Linked DNA regions of Homo sapiens: region 2 is linked to region 1. The links are chromatin contacts, found by Hi-C in ENCODE. All regions are on one chromosome and are shown on one strand. The core of a region is the stretch at or near the end of the contact, and the rest is flanking DNA. Distances in the headings are between cores, read along the strand shown. Region 1 overlaps LOC107987108 (a long non-coding RNA gene). Region 2 overlaps LOC107987108 (a long non-coding RNA gene).

What was found. A loop is a pair of places that touch in the nucleus more often than their neighbours do. Pooled maps may share reads with other maps.
Region 2: a loop to region 1 is called in a pooled map, with 2.8 times the contacts of the local background. The contact joins two enhancer-like sites. A Hi-C loop is called at or near these places in 4 of 37 single-sample maps with no recorded cell type and 2 of 50 pooled maps.

Annotation. Positions count from the first base shown.
Region 1 is chr9:106,416,746-106,424,466 of GRCh38, reverse strand. The region is part of intron 3 of LOC107987108 (a long non-coding RNA gene); the gene reads right to left. Among named protein-coding and RNA genes, the nearest start is that of MIR8081, 180 kb to the left of the region's middle. RefSeq lists an enhancer at 3,618-3,697. Within about 2 kb of position 3,891, at least 2 of the 41 ENCODE cell types and tissues checked have a DNase peak (open chromatin) inside an H3K27ac peak, as active enhancers do.
Region 2 is chr9:106,106,127-106,113,847 of GRCh38, reverse strand. All of the region lies in intron 3 of LOC107987108 (a long non-coding RNA gene), which reads right to left. Among named protein-coding and RNA genes, the nearest start is that of TMEM38B, 420 kb to the right of the region's middle. Within about 2 kb of position 4,032, at least 2 of the 41 ENCODE cell types and tissues checked have a DNase peak (open chromatin) inside an H3K27ac peak, as active enhancers do.

The sequences.
Region 1 (7,721 bases), core at 2,642-5,141:
TCACTGTGAGGCTCAAATGAGATAATGTATGTTAAATCCCTTTATTAATTGTAAATCACTATACAATAAGACAATAGTGTGGTTATTATTATTAACGCAATTAATTTGCAACGGATGCATGAAGGAAAGTAATTTCTATTACAAACCAGAGGTTAAAAAAATCAAATCCCCATATAATCTTGTAAGCTTGAATCAAATTGCAATTTAAATCTATACAGGTACATGACTAAAGAGTATAATATTATTATTAAATATCTTTATTACTTTAAAATATCTATTATTTGAAAACTAAGCATAAATGTGCTATGGTGCCATGTGACACTAGAATTAACGTAGGACTTTGAGGTAAAGTTAACATGATTGTGAGAAACCCAGACAGGTTTCAAGTGAACTGGGCAACTACCTTACAGCTTCTATTCTGCATTGCTCTTCCTGGGACCACAGGGTCTCTTAGCTCCACTTTTCCCCACTTATCTGCTCCATTCTCAATTCAATGGATAGGCTTGCACTGCCAGATTTTCGATTCTGGTTCTCAGAATCTTTACTTATTTGTCCCCATGGCATTAAATCTGGTGTCATCTCTACATTACCATTTTTCAACACTGCCTGAATAACATATCCCTGTGAGAGACATCCTAGTTGGCTTAGTGTAGGTCACACAGATACCAGTCCAAATGGCTGTAGCTGCAGGTGTCATGTGTAACTTGAGCTGCATCTTCCAGGCTATGGGCCGGGTAATGACTTTCAAAAGAGGGTGAGAGGGGCTGGAAGAAAATAGGAAACTGCCCTTGATTTCCACTGGAAACACCATTGGCCTTTCTATTCTTGCAAGCTGTGTTGCTTACATCACAGTTTAGTGCTTCATTATTTCATTTGCCCCTTCCCAATTAATCTGTAAGGTCCTCAGGACAGGAGGCATGGCTCGTTCTAGTCTATTCTGAATGAGTCCGACATTCAGAACCACGATGGACACACTGTAAGTATTCAGTGAAGCCTTGTTGGTTGTTATAAGGTAATTGTCATCCTTCACATGCATATAGCACTTTACAGTACACACGGCACATTCCCATATATTGACCCATTTGACCTCATTAAAATCCTGAATCATTATGACCTTCACTTTACCAGTGAAGCAAAAGCAAGGCACAAGGATAATAAGTGACAGGACTCGCATCTAATTTTACACAGTGTTCTAGGTGCCTCTAGAATATCTAAGAGAAGATGTCGAGGAGCTAGTTAAATCTGTACTCTAGAGAGAAGAGTAGCCTAGAAATATATATTTGGGTATCATGTGAGTATGCATTACATCTGCATAAATACAATGGCAGTGAATGATATATCCAGGGATCTGTGTGTAAAGTAGAATAAAAGCTAGCCCAGAACAGATGCCTGAGAAACACTAACATTTACTGATTAGCAGAAGAAGGGAGCCCATAAGGAGACATAGAGAAAGCATCCCAAGAAGCAGCAGAAGAAAACCAGGATGGGTGGTGTTTTGCATGACCCGGGGGAAGAGAACTTCTCAAAAAGAGTAATCAACAGAATCAAATGCTTTCAAGAGGCCAAATGAGATAAGAACTAGAAAATTCTCTTGGCTGACCAGCTGCGGGTGGCTCACACAGGTAATCCCAGCATTTTGGGAGGCCAAGGCTGGTGGATCACTTGAGGCCAGGAGTTCGAGACCAGTCTAGGCAACATGGAGAAACCCCATCTCTAGTAAAAATTCAAAAAAATTAGCTGGACGTGATGGCACATACCTGTAATCTCAGCTACTTGGGAGGCTGAGGCACAAGAATCGCTTGAACCCAGGAGGTGGAGGTATCAGTGAGCCGAGATTGTGCCACTGCACTCCAGCCTGGGCGACAGACGGAGACTGTCTCATAAAAATAATAATAATAATAGAAAGAAAGAAAGAAAATGCCCTTGGCATTTGCAACAGGGAGATCATCAGTAACTTTTATCAGGGGAGTGTCAGATTAGAGGCAGGGATGTAAACCAAACATCAATAAGATAGAGAGGGAATGGGAGGTAAAAAGAGGAAACAGTGAGTTCAGCCAATTCTTTTAAGAAGTTTGGCTGTGAAGGTGGAGGATAAGATACAACCGCAGGTAAGGATTCAGTGAATATTTAGTTTTTTTTTAACGTGGGAGAAATTTGAAGGTATTTAAAGCCTGAAGGAGCCCGAGGGAAGTATTTCCCAGGGAAATACTTTACCCGATTTAGCAGAAGGGAAGGGAGAAAGGATGAATGTAGATGCCAATAAGTTTGTTTGGGCCAGTGTAGGTACTGAAAATGTTTTTTTATTTTCTCTGTCTAAATTCAAAGCAAGGACATTTCTTAAGAGTAAGGGAGGTGATGGGCTCAGGAGAGTAGAGATGGTTTGGTTCTATTTATGAAAGTACCCACTGACATCCCCACATACCCACATCCTGTTGCCCAGTCATTGCTTGTCCTTTTATTTACTCTCACATTAACTCATCCATTCATTCAACAACTGTTGAATGAAAATCTGTGTGGCAGGCTGTGGGAAATGCACTGGGGGTACAGAGGTAAAAAGCACATCGGGTAGGCATGAGATGACTGTCTGTGGCTACACAGGAAGGTAAATTTTATTTGACCCATAATAGGACGGGCCCAGTTACTGTAGTCCCTGGAATTAGCACATTAACAAAGCAAGCCACACGGCTACATCCTGATTAATCTGATTATTAAACAGATACATTTCATGATTCATGGGATTACAGTCATCCATTCTCAACCCCTACAGAGCCTAAAATCTCTCTCTTCCAGCATATGGCTCTACTTGAGTTTCTGGCACAAATCCTGTGACCTCCTCTGGAAGAGAACGCTAATTGTCCCCCAGTATCCATCTCCCTTTCTTCCATGGTAAGTGAATGTAGCTAGGTCCATAGCTAACTCAAGTAAAGAATACTTTCCCTAACCCCCTTCATGATTAGGTATAGCCCTGTGACTAAATTCAGGCCAGTGGAAAGTAACAGAAAGTGAAGCAGGTCATTTCCAGGTTAGTCCTTAAAGGGCAAGGGCATGCCCTGCTTTTCACCTTTTCCCTTCTGCTGGCTGGAATGAGGGCAAGGTGGCTGCGAGCTTATGATGTGGATGCCACAGAGGAGGGAGAGTGGAGCAATCTTATGGAAAGAGCCTGGGTCTCCTTGGTGAGTTCTTCATTTATAACTCAGGACTTTAGAAATAGCTGAACCTCCATGTAGATGGAGCAGTAGACTTAGCTAAGGGGATTTAAGAGCCATAAAAGATGAGAAAATGGTTGAGAATTTATGATGCAATTTGGAACAATGGCGGCCAAGAGTCTTTCATCCCTACAAGTGGGGAGTTTCAGCAGGAAGGTAAAGGAGTTGTGCTAGGTGTCTTCACACCTATAATTTCCTTTATTCCTCACACCAACCTTATGGAATGCATACTATTATCTCCATTCTACAGATTTTGAAAACCAAAGAGATAAGAGGTACCCAAACATGCAGTTATTGCACAGCAGAGCTGGAGTATGCACTTCTTTCTGCAGAGTGCTTGGCTCTGTTTTTTCTCTTTCACTATGAGACTTGCTCTTGCTCATGTGAGGGGGCCCCAGGCTGCAAGGAGAGCAGACACTTTCATCAGCTTTGTGGCTTAGACGGAATGAAAAGTCCCTCTTTCCTGCCAGACCACAACGTCCTGTGGCCCTGTGCCCATCAGGCACTGCCACCTTTGAGCCCCTGTGTGTACAGTGGTGATAGGGCTGAAGGGAGGGGAAGAGAAGAGAAATGCCCCCAGGCCAAGACCCTTTACAATGGAACCAGGTGCTATAAATTTCTCCAAATGCACCACCGCTCTCCACACATGCACATCTGGAATGCCGCATAACCCCTTCCCTCTCCAACCCCCTCTGCAACAATGACTTCCTGGAGCATTTTAATGACTCACCATTGTAAATAATATACTCTACCCTTTCTTGTAAAAAAAAAAAAAAGCTGGAAGTTTCTGCAAAACCAGCAAATTACTCCAAATTATAATTTCATCGAAAACACTGGGAAAAAAAACAACAACACCTTCATAGCCTGAGGTAGGAAAGGTTCAGGAGATTTATGTCTTTCCTTGAACATGTAGATTTATAACAGTGGATAATGTACATTCATTTCATCCATATTTATACCTGAATTGATGCAGAGTCTGGTATCCATTACTTTAATCTATGTAACTTGATCATCAGAAATCTGAACCATAATTTTAACACGTATTACAAAGAGTTTCTTTTGGGCTTAAAGGAAAATGACGGCAGAGAAGAAAAGCCATTAAGACCCAGCTGCAGTCACTTATTCCTGCTGCACTTCCTTCTGCAATATGTGTGGGTCTCCCTCCCCATTTCTCATCCCATACCTTCCTGGACACACACTGGCTCCCTCACTCAACCTCCAGCACTAACTGTGCTGAGACTGGAAAGGAGAGAGAAATGATGGGCAGGGCAATTCCAGGGAATTCATGGAAATAAATCTCTGAGATTCCTGCCAAACCAGAGCTCACACAGAGGCGGTAGAAATGGGCAAGTAGTAGCCTCTAGTCACTTAGTTGAAGTGAAAAAATGCAGAGTCTGATCAAAGCTTCTCTCTGACAGACAGTAGAAATTAAACCCAGACACCAGTTCTCAAAAAGCATGGCTGGCACAGAGCACATGTTCCTGTCCAACTTCTGAGCATCAAACATTAGCCTAGCTCAAAACTCCAAATTCCTGTCCTGGACTAAAGCCAAGTGGTGGGTTTTTGAGGGATCTGGGACCCAGAATTATATTAGGTGGAAGATGAAGAATGCAAGACCCGGGACCTCACTGTAGTAGGTGCATGTCAGAGAACTCTCTTGGGCTGACATCCTGGGATTTCCTAAAGCCATAAAAGCACCACGAGGGCAAGTCATTTTGTTCACTTGCATGGTCAAGGCTGGCACTTAGTAGGTGCTTGATAAATTTTGTTGAATGAAGGTCTTTGTTACAAACCATTCCAGAGCTATAAACTGTAGTGTGAGTAGATACAGTACAATACTGAAGATGAAACCAATGGGGTTTTATGACATTAAGAGTACTATTAGGAGTAATATGCAATCAAATTTATTATGGCTTTCTGTTCTTTTCTCTTCCAAATTTTCTTCCATTCTTTATCGTGTGTGTCACCAGAATGTTTCATATTTTATAAATATTTCGAGATTTGAAAGCATGATGCTATTTAATGTTCATAGCAATCCTGGGACACAGTTGTAACAAACAATTCCCATTTCACAGATGAGGACACTGAGAAGCAGAGTTTCCATAACCTGCCTGTGTTCCCCACCAGGCTTTCAGCACTGCTGTCTCCCGATTCCCATGTTCTTTCCTCTACACTGTGCCACAGTGGTGTGTTCTTGGCAGGGGTAAAGGGCAGAGTAAATAGAGAGGGCATTTTAGGAGTGCCTGGAAACAGCTGATCTGGCCCCAATTAGCATCCTGGAAGAGATCACCAACCCACAAATCACTAGGTTTGCTAAGTACTGTTCTCTAGAGCCTCCTGAGGATAGTGTTAGATTTGACACTCTCAAGGGAACAGATTCCAGCTGTCTGATCCTTGAAATCAGATAAAACAATAATTTCGCCTTATATTTTTCTGATAAAAACTGATGTTTAAGAAAGAAAATCTACCTCTAAAAAGGGGACTGAGATAACTTTTGTTTCATTAGTATTAATTTTTTACTACAGGAATGTGTATATATATATATGTGTGTGTGTGTGTGTGTGTAATATATGTACATATATAGTATATCTATGTATATATGATACATTTAACATATACTTTAAAATAAACATAATTATGTATTTAATATATAAACATACAAATAATAATAAATGTCTTTAAAAATTATAACCTAAATAAATGATTATTATCTTTTAGCAGGGGAAGACCTCCAACTATAATCTATCCACACAACTATAATCTATCCTGTAAACAACTGGGCTTCTTGAGAAACCCCCATGAAGGGAAACTGAAGTTTTTCACATAACATGATACAGGCACAATCGGAGGCATGCAGTGAACGTTCATAATGGCCAGCCCTACCATTTCAAAAGCATCACTTCCATTTGAAGAAAACGATGCTAAGGGTCAGAGAAGTTTTATCTTGACTGAGATTCCACATACGTTAAGTGCATATGTTGGGATTTGAGCCTAGGTCTGAGTGGTTTATAGCCCATGGCCTATCCAATCCGTTTTCACTATTAACATGTTTCTACCAGTTGCATTTGGAAAACAGGAGACTCTGAATCCTGAATAACGTAAAAAAGAAAATTTATTTAGGTGTTACCCTTAAATGGCTTCTTCAAAAATTCACCCGTTATCTCCCCAATCAGATGTGAGCTTTACCTCTTTTGAAACCAAAACTATTACTTTATTTCAAATTTATGGAAATCCTTCACCCTCATATTACTTGTTTCAGGTACTAACCCTGTAAGAGAGGCACTGAAGATAGAATGCTGCTATCACTCCAACACCATTAGACAGATGAAAGGCCAGTGACTTAGCCAAGATCACACAGAGAAAGGGCTCACCCATGTACTAATTCTGTGGTCTGAACTGCAACCCTACGCCCCTGGTTTCAAGAACTGTGCTACTTTCAACTTATTGAAATGGAAAGGAAGATAGAATGTGTTACATTTCTCTTAATCATTTTTATGTGACTCTTATGGGCTAATGAAACAGCAAGATTCTATTGTGCATTTACACTGTGCCCAGAATTGAGCAAGGAAATTAGATGACAAAGAACCATGAACCAAAGCCTCTGCCCTCAAGGGCTTAACAACTGAGTGAGGAGGCATAACTGAAAACACTTGCATTATTTGGGCAGCAAGTGGCCTGTTGCACTCTTAAATGTCCGTGAAGCCAACCAGCTTTCCCATGTCTCTGTGTTTCCAAAGGCGTGGCCCAGTATCTGGTGTTCAGCAGGCCAGAGCTCCTGCACACAGCTGTGCTCAAGCTATACACCTGCTGGAAACCTGTAAAACCATGGACATCTGGCCAAACCAAAGCCCTGAGCAACTCCCTCTCTTCTATTTTCACAACCACTGACTTTCCACTTTATTCTTCCATTCCATTAGTTGGATTTGGACTTGACCCATATTACTACAAAAATAGCATTTGTCAAGTCATGACTGCAGGCCAGGCATTGTGCTAGATATTTTACGCTTGCTCTCTCAAATCCCGTAACACTTACGGATGGGAAAGAGAATTGTGGTCCCTCTTTTACTAACAAGGAAATGAAGGCTGAAGGCAAAGTTAAGGAAATTGCCTGAGGACACGGCCTACAATCTGAGCCTGAAAGTTAGCAGTGAAGTGCAGAAAACCTCAAATAAGAAGGACTGGTTTAGTATGCTCATGGTCAAAAACAAAAAAATTTCATAAAACCATCTTGCTTTCCTCAACATGCCAGTGATCTGACATAAATCTAAAGATGGATCTCAAATTAGAACATACTTTGAGACACATGGGCCCAGAAAAACATACAATAGGAAACTAAGCATTTTTTGTTTATGTTACTAGAGGAAGATTTTAAAAATCTCTTCAGTAGCTTTCAACTACTCAGTTTTAGCAAAATAACTTCCATTACATGCATTTACCATGTGCTGGACTCTACATGTAAAACTTCACTGACATATAACTGCTCACTTTGCAGGAGTTTTTGATGTATATATACAT
Region 2 (7,721 bases), core at 2,783-5,282, 310 kb after region 1:
ATCAGACAGAGAAAGGGGTTGTTGATTTAAGTGGTGTGGGAAAATGGGGAAGGTATTGCTTAAAGCAGAAACCAATGTTGTTTATTTGGGAGACAAGCTCAAGAATATTATTATGGCAGAGTCAAGAAGTTATCTCCTGTGAATTGTCTTGAATAATGGGGGGAGTGAGAGAAGCTCACGGCGTATGACATTTAGAATTGCAATTTCTAAGCAGAGCACCATGTCTGATATATCATTTATTGTCTCTGTCTCCATCCTTCCAGAGCCACATTAAGGACAGATGTGAACCTCACTTCCCTAGGTCTCCATTTTCACATTGATTTGGAGGACATTTATTTCCCCCTTCACAACAGAATCATATTTTTTCCCCTCTCGGAAGGTTTAGCTCATCACTAAATATTCAAGTCTAGGAAGCAATTTTTTTCTCTGTGCATGATTTGTCTCTCTGGAACTGAACCCCTTTGGTTGAAAGCAAGAATCTATACAAATAAATGGCACACATGAAGAGAGAGTGGGGGTGGATGAGTGCAGAAGATTTCTCAAGTTGTGATGGAAATTTGCACTTCAGTCTTCCCATTTTAGCTGATTTTACAGGAAGGAAGAAACAATACTCATCTGATCAGGTATCAGATCCTGCTGGCTTAGAAGATTCAAAAGGCAGATTCAATTACTATGCCGTATACTCCTACTTCCTGCTGAAAAACATTATGCATATGTGCACATTCTCGTGGTCGCTCTTTTGAAATGGGGTTTCCACACAATCCTCACCGCATTTCAGGCGGAAATGAAGTGATGCCATGTACAGACATTCTAATTTGGTAGATTTGATGAATTTTAGAGCTGGAAGGGATCAATATACCCATTTATTTGGTAGCTGGAGAAACTAAGGTGTCAGAACTTATCTGACTTGGTCAAAGCAATGTATCCTCACAAGCATCTGCATATTCATATGTTTTCTTTAGCACTATGGAATTGTTCTGTTTTCTACATGTATGTAGGAATCTTCCAATTCGCATTGGGTCTTTGCCAAAGCTGGGCACTGGAGCCCAGGGTGCAGCTTAACATAATAAGAATGCCATGCTTCCTTACCAAGGTCTTGCAAGCTCTCTGAGACACTGCAAGGGTGCAGGGGACAGGTGCAGCCACTCTTACAAACCTAAACTGCAGCCCACTTGTGGTCTTGGGGAAAATGGCTTTCCCCTATTCCAACTGTCCTGCGTCCCATGCGAAGGCACTAGCCACTTCCCTCTCCCCTATGATCCCCTCAATAAACTGAGGCTTTTAAAAACAAAGGCCAGCAATGTCTGTTGTCTTCAAATAACTTCTGTTTTCAGCTCTGCAACTAAACCTCTGGAGAAAAGAGATCACAAAACACAAATTAATATTAACAAATTATTCTGCCACACTTGCCTTATATATTTCTACCCCTGGAGCCTTATGGATGCTGTGCCTTCTACCAGGGATGTTATTCCCCTTCTCTGAGCTATCTGAGTTTTGTCATCTTCAAGTTCCCCTGTCATCCAGGAAGGACTTCCTGACCTCTTCACAGAACTCCTAAGCCAGTCCCTGTTTTTGCCCCTGGCTTTGTCTTTCATGTCTCTGGCTTATATGACTTTTTTCTCCAGCTTATTAGTTCCCCAGGGGAAGGCACTGTGTCATTGGCTTCTTTGTACCCTTCAAATTACCTAAGAAAGTGCAAGTCACGTGGCTTGGAGTGAGTTTTGGGTTTGAATCCTGAGTAAAGTCTTATTTTGCCTCTTTGACGTATCACAATAATCTCAAAATGTGGCTGGTAGTATTTTTTCTCAATAGCTTTATTGTTTTCTTTCTGATTATATAGATGGCGCATTCTCATTGTAGAAAATTCAAAAACCACATGGTACTATAAAAAAGAAAGTAAAGGTCACATGAAATTCTACCTTCCTTATGTAAGCACCATTAACATTTTCTTGGCCATCTTTTACATCTCTCTTTATGACTATATAGTATATCTATTTTGTACACACACAAATATATTTGTATTGTATATAAAGAGGATTATTTTATACATACCTTTTAAAAATGAAGAATATTAAAGATCATATACAAAAATGTCAAGCAACACTAGTTGAATAAAAAATAATTTAATCTGGCCTTCAATCAGCAATCTTAAATGAATAAACAGTATTTCCCACAGTACGTTGAGAATAAAAGAAAGCAGGAGATGGCCCCTAAGCCACCTTCCTGTCTCTAGGCAGGATCCACTGAAAATACTCCATTTAAATTAGCCCAAGGCCCAGAGTGTGCAGCACAGAGGGCAAATGAGCATTCTAATTGGAAATTCAATACCCGACACTAAGATCAGATTTCTTCAGCCTAACGCGGCTTTCAGACATCATATGTATTCTCAGTTTACCAGCTGGAAGCATTGAAAGAGATGGACAAAGCTACACACCTTGGGTAAAATGTTTACTAAAGCTAAAATAAACTACACCAGACTGATGTGTATCTTCCCTGGAGATCTTACAGAAGAGACGTCAGCCTCCAGAACCCAGGGAAAAAACTCAGCTTTCTTATCTTAAATTATCCTGTTTTCATTTAAGCCTGTTTCCTCTCGTTCTACCCCTAGTGGCAAGAGAACAATTATTAAGTCAGTTCCCTTTTCTTCCCTTCTCTTCTCACCCTGGCCACACACATGCCCTTCTGCAGGCCTAATAATTTTAATTTCCCTTCCTCCCCAGGTCCTTTAATCACCTTTTGTGGCTGTGCTCTGAATATTCCCCACTCTCTACAGCCCTTTTAAGGGTATGTAAACTCTGAGTTCCTACTACTTTCAACCAAACTGAAAGAGAAACATTTCACAACCCCATCATTCCTTCTTAAACCTGAGACATAGCCACATCTCATCTATCAGGAATAAAATTAAAATTTATGTTAGAAAACTGAAAGAGCCATCTCCCTTTAATAGTCCTCATTTAAAGATCAAATTCAAACCTATGAGAAATTCTGTTCTCATAATAAGCAAATCTTTCCCACTGTAGGACAACATCCTATACTGTCTATACAGTGGCAAACTTCACACAGTTTCTCCTCCAGTCCTGTGCAGAGAGGCTAGAGTCTACCTTTTAGTTAGAGTGATCCATCATCACCCATTTACACCACCAGAAATATGACTAACAGATTACGAATGTCTCTTCTTTTGTCGACCAATTTGTTGGAATACAATACCTGCTACAACACATAATAGTTCTGCTGTCCTATTCACAGACACACAGGAGGTGGTCATAACATAGGTGTGTGCTTCAATAGAGACTCTTTTCAGCCAGATGGGCAGGACTGGTAGTGGCCTGGGCTTCCCACCTGGAAGGGCACAGATATCCAGAGCTAGGACCTTGATTTTCTCACATTATCCTATTTTTTAATGATATTTATCATTACTTTTTTTCATTTTTATAATTTTTTGTAGAGGCAGAGTCTTGCTATATTGCCCAGGCTGGTCTTAAACTCCTGGTCTCAAATGATCCACACCTGCCTTGGCCTCCCAGAGTGCTGGGATACAGGTGTGAGCCACCATGCCCAGCCACTAATGATTTATTTTCTTTCTTCTTGTCTGTCTCTTTCACTAGATGGTAGAAGAGGACCTTAGTTTTGCTCATCAATATCTCACTTTCTCAGTGAGAAATATACCAAACTGCAAAGTCCCCTGCATACACTAACCCTGGCATATCTGATCCTTGTTATCTTGCTGTACTTTTTCTTTTCCTTTTTCTCATAGCTTCTATTATCTTCTAACAAATTATATCATTAACTAGGTAGGATGATGTATTAGTCAGGGTTCTCTAGAGGGGCAGAACTAACAGGATAGATGTATAGATGAAGAGGAGTTTATTAAGGAGTATTGACTCATACGATCACAAGGTGAAGTCCCCCAATAGGCCATCTCCAAGCTGAGGAGCAAGGAAGCCAGTCTGAGTCCCAAAACCTCAAAAGTAGGGAAGCTGACAGTGCAGCCTTTGTTTGGTCTTTGGCCAAGGCCCAAGAGCCCCTGGGCAAACCACTGGGGTAAGTCCAAGAGTCCAAGAGCTGAAGAACTTGGAGTCTGATGTTCGAGGGCAGGAAGCATTCAGCACAGGAGAAAGATGAACGCCAGAAGACTCAGCAAGTCTGCTCTTTACAACTTCTTCTGCCTGTTTTATTCTAGCCATGCTAGCAGCTGATTAGATTGTGCGCACCCAGGTTGAGGGTGGGTCTGCCTCTCCCAGTCCACTGACTCAAATGTTAATCTCCTTTGACAACACCCTCACAGATACACCCAGAAACAATACTTTACATCCTTCAGTCCAATCAAGTTAACACTCAGTGTTAATCATCAAAGGTGAATATGATTTATTGTCCATTTCTCCTTGTGAGAAAGGTCCATGAAAGCTGAAATCCTCATCTGTTTTGTTCACAGAATGGAACTGAAAGAATGGCACACACACAAAAAAGGTGTTCAATAAATATTTATCAAATGAATGAAAATTCGCTGTACCCCAAGCTCCTGTAACACTGCCTGGCATATAATAGTGGCTCAATAAATATTTGCTGAATCTAGGACTCTGGCAGTAGGGAATTTGCTTTCCCATGGAAGCACCTGGGTTAAGAAACGTTTTCTCCAGTGTCCAAACACTTGGCCCTTCTATGTCTTTCACTCATTTTCCTATGTCTCTAGTTAATGGCACATAGTAACTAAACATTTAATAAGTTAATTAAACAATTAATAAGTTACTGAGTTGATTTTACTCAGTGACTCAGTGCTGCATGAATAATGACTGACACCTCATGTCTGAAATGCTTTTCTGACTATCTATCCTCCAATATCAAAAGTAACCTATTCCATTTACATTTTAATTTAACAAACATTTCTCTCCTGAATACCTACCCTATTTTAGTCACTATGCTAGATATTGAGTGGGATAATCAATGACAATAATACAACATGTTTATTGAGAATTTACTTAGTGTCAGGTACCATGCTAAGCACTGAACATGTATGATCCCATTTACCCTTCATAATAACCACGTAAGACAGGAATTACTGTTATGCCCATTTTACAGACAGAAACTTAAGCCTTGAGAGGTAACTTGTCCGAAGTCAGGTAGTAAGCTGGGACAGGAAACAGGCTAAGCCTGGATGCTTATCCAGACAACCTTAACCCAACACTCACACTTTTAAGCCCCAAAACAACTTAACAATGAAGAACAATCAAAATCTTTTTCTCAAGGAAAAGTGGGCATATTTGGAGAGAAAACCATTTTCAAAAATTTTGAGTCATTCATCTTTTGGTTTCCATGCCCTGCATAGAATACTGCACAGATTGAGTAATGAATACATTTTTGCTAAAAGAATAAATAATATTAAGCAATAAAAGGAGGTAAAACTACAAGAGGTAAATATCAGCTCTGACTGGAGGAAGCTGGGAATAATCCAGGACAACGGAAGCAGAACCTGAAAGAATATATGAGATTCTAAAAGATCAAGAGGAGGGTCATTCTTAGTACAGAATGCATTAGCTATCTATTGCTGCATAACAAATTAGACCTGAAAGAATACATGGGATGCTAAGAGATCAAAAGAAGAATTATTCTTAGTAGAGCATGTATTAGCTATCTATTACTGCATAACAAACTACTTAAAAAGCCAGTAGATTAAAACAAAAATAAACATTGATTATTCTTACAGTTTCTGTGGGTCTGAAATTCCAGAGCATGCTTGCTGGGCAATTTTATCTTGCAATTTCTCATGGAGTTTCAGTTAAGATATTGGCTGGGGCTGTAGTCATTTGAAGGCTTGACTGGCAAGAAAATTTTCATTCAAGGTGATTCATTTACACGGCTGGAAAGTTGTGGCTGGTTGGTGGTGGAGGCCTCAGTTCCTCCTCACAGGGGCCTCTTCATAGGCTGTGTGAGTGTCTTCATAGCATGGAAATGGGCTTTCCCTAACATAAGCAATCAAAAGAAGAGAAAGAGCCAACAGAAGCTACCTTCTTAATGATCTAGCCTCGGAAGTCATATGACATCTTTTCTGCCACATCCTATTTGTTAGAGGCAAGTCATGAAGTCTGACTCACATTCAAGGGAGGGAAATCAGGCTCCATTTTTAAAAGAGAGGAGTGTCAAGAATTTTTAGACATATCTTAAAACCACCATGGAGGCAGGTCCTGAAAAAGCACAGAGCGTGTTCTGAAATGACAAATTATCCAGTGTTCCAGTTAATGGACTTTTATAAACTGGTGACCTCTCCCATTTTCACTATTTTCATATCACCCCATCAATGTCTTATACTTCGATCATTTGATGTTGGTCATTGTACAGAACAAATCTTTCAACATTTCTTCCCCAGTTCATCCATTTGTTCACTTTATTTAAATCTAGTTTTATTCTGTGTGGTTAGCACTAGAAATACAAAAATAAAAGACATGGCTCTTGTTTCAAGGAGTTTTATAGTCCATTTGATAAATCACATATGTAGTATATATAATAACCACATACTGGCCAGGCCTGGTGGCTCACGCCTGTAATCCCAGCACTTTGGGAGGCCGGCGTGGGCAGATCACGGGGTCAGGAGTTCAAGACTAGCCTGGTCAACACAGTGAAACCCTGTCTCTACTAAAAATACAAAAATACAAAAAAAAAAAAAAAAATTAGCCAGGATGGTGGCGGGCACCTGTAGTCCCAGCTACTTGGGAGGCTGAGGCAGAATCGCTTGAACCTGGGAGGCGGAGGTTGTAGTAAGCGGAGATCATGCCACCACACTCTAGCCTGGGCGACAGAGACTCCATCTCAAAAAATAAAATAAAGTAACCATATATTATATTCCAAAAACCATTATAGAAGTATATACAAAGTGCCATGGTAGTATGTAGGAGATTAATTTCCTTCATGGAAGGGACCATGTTTTTCCTCCTAAGGAGTTTAAACCTCATTTTTCATTCAATAAAGTTTTTTTGGTTTTGGTGTGTTTTTTTTGCTTTGTTTTGGGGTTTTTTGTTTGTTTGTTTGTTTTTTGAGACAGGTTCTCAGTTTGTCATTCAGGCTGGACTGTAGTGGCATGATCTCAGCTCACTGCAGCCTTGACTTTCCAGGCTCAAGCCATCCTCCCACTTCAGCCTCCCGCCACTTCATCCTCCCACTTCAGCACATGCCACCACACTTGGCTAATATCTGTATTTTTTTTGTAGAGTCGATGTTTCACCATGTTGTCCAGGCTGTACTCAAATTCCTGAGCTTAAGCAATCTACCTGCCTTACCCTACCAAAGTGATGGTATTACAGACATGAGCCATCATGCCCGGCCTCAATACAGTTTTTAACCAGGTGTGTGCCAAGATTTTAGAAAGACATCTATACTTTAGAAAGACAATTTTGATGGCAGTAGAGAGGATGGAATTGGTAGAAGGTATGTGGGCAATGGCATGTTGAATGAAGAGGACAAAATACACATGAGAGACATTTATTGGGTAGAATCTATAGGACCTGGTGATTAATTGCATGGGCAGAAAAGAATTATTATTATTCAACTTCTGGATTTCTGGAAGGTATATGACGGCATCATTAACCAAGGTAGGAAATATAGGAAGAGGATCCAGGTGTTTTGTGGAGAAGATAATAAAATAAATTCAGTTTTAAATGTATTGAGTTTGAATTGCCTTTGGTTACATAGTCGAAGGATGTGTCACCTAGATGATTGGAAATATGTAACTG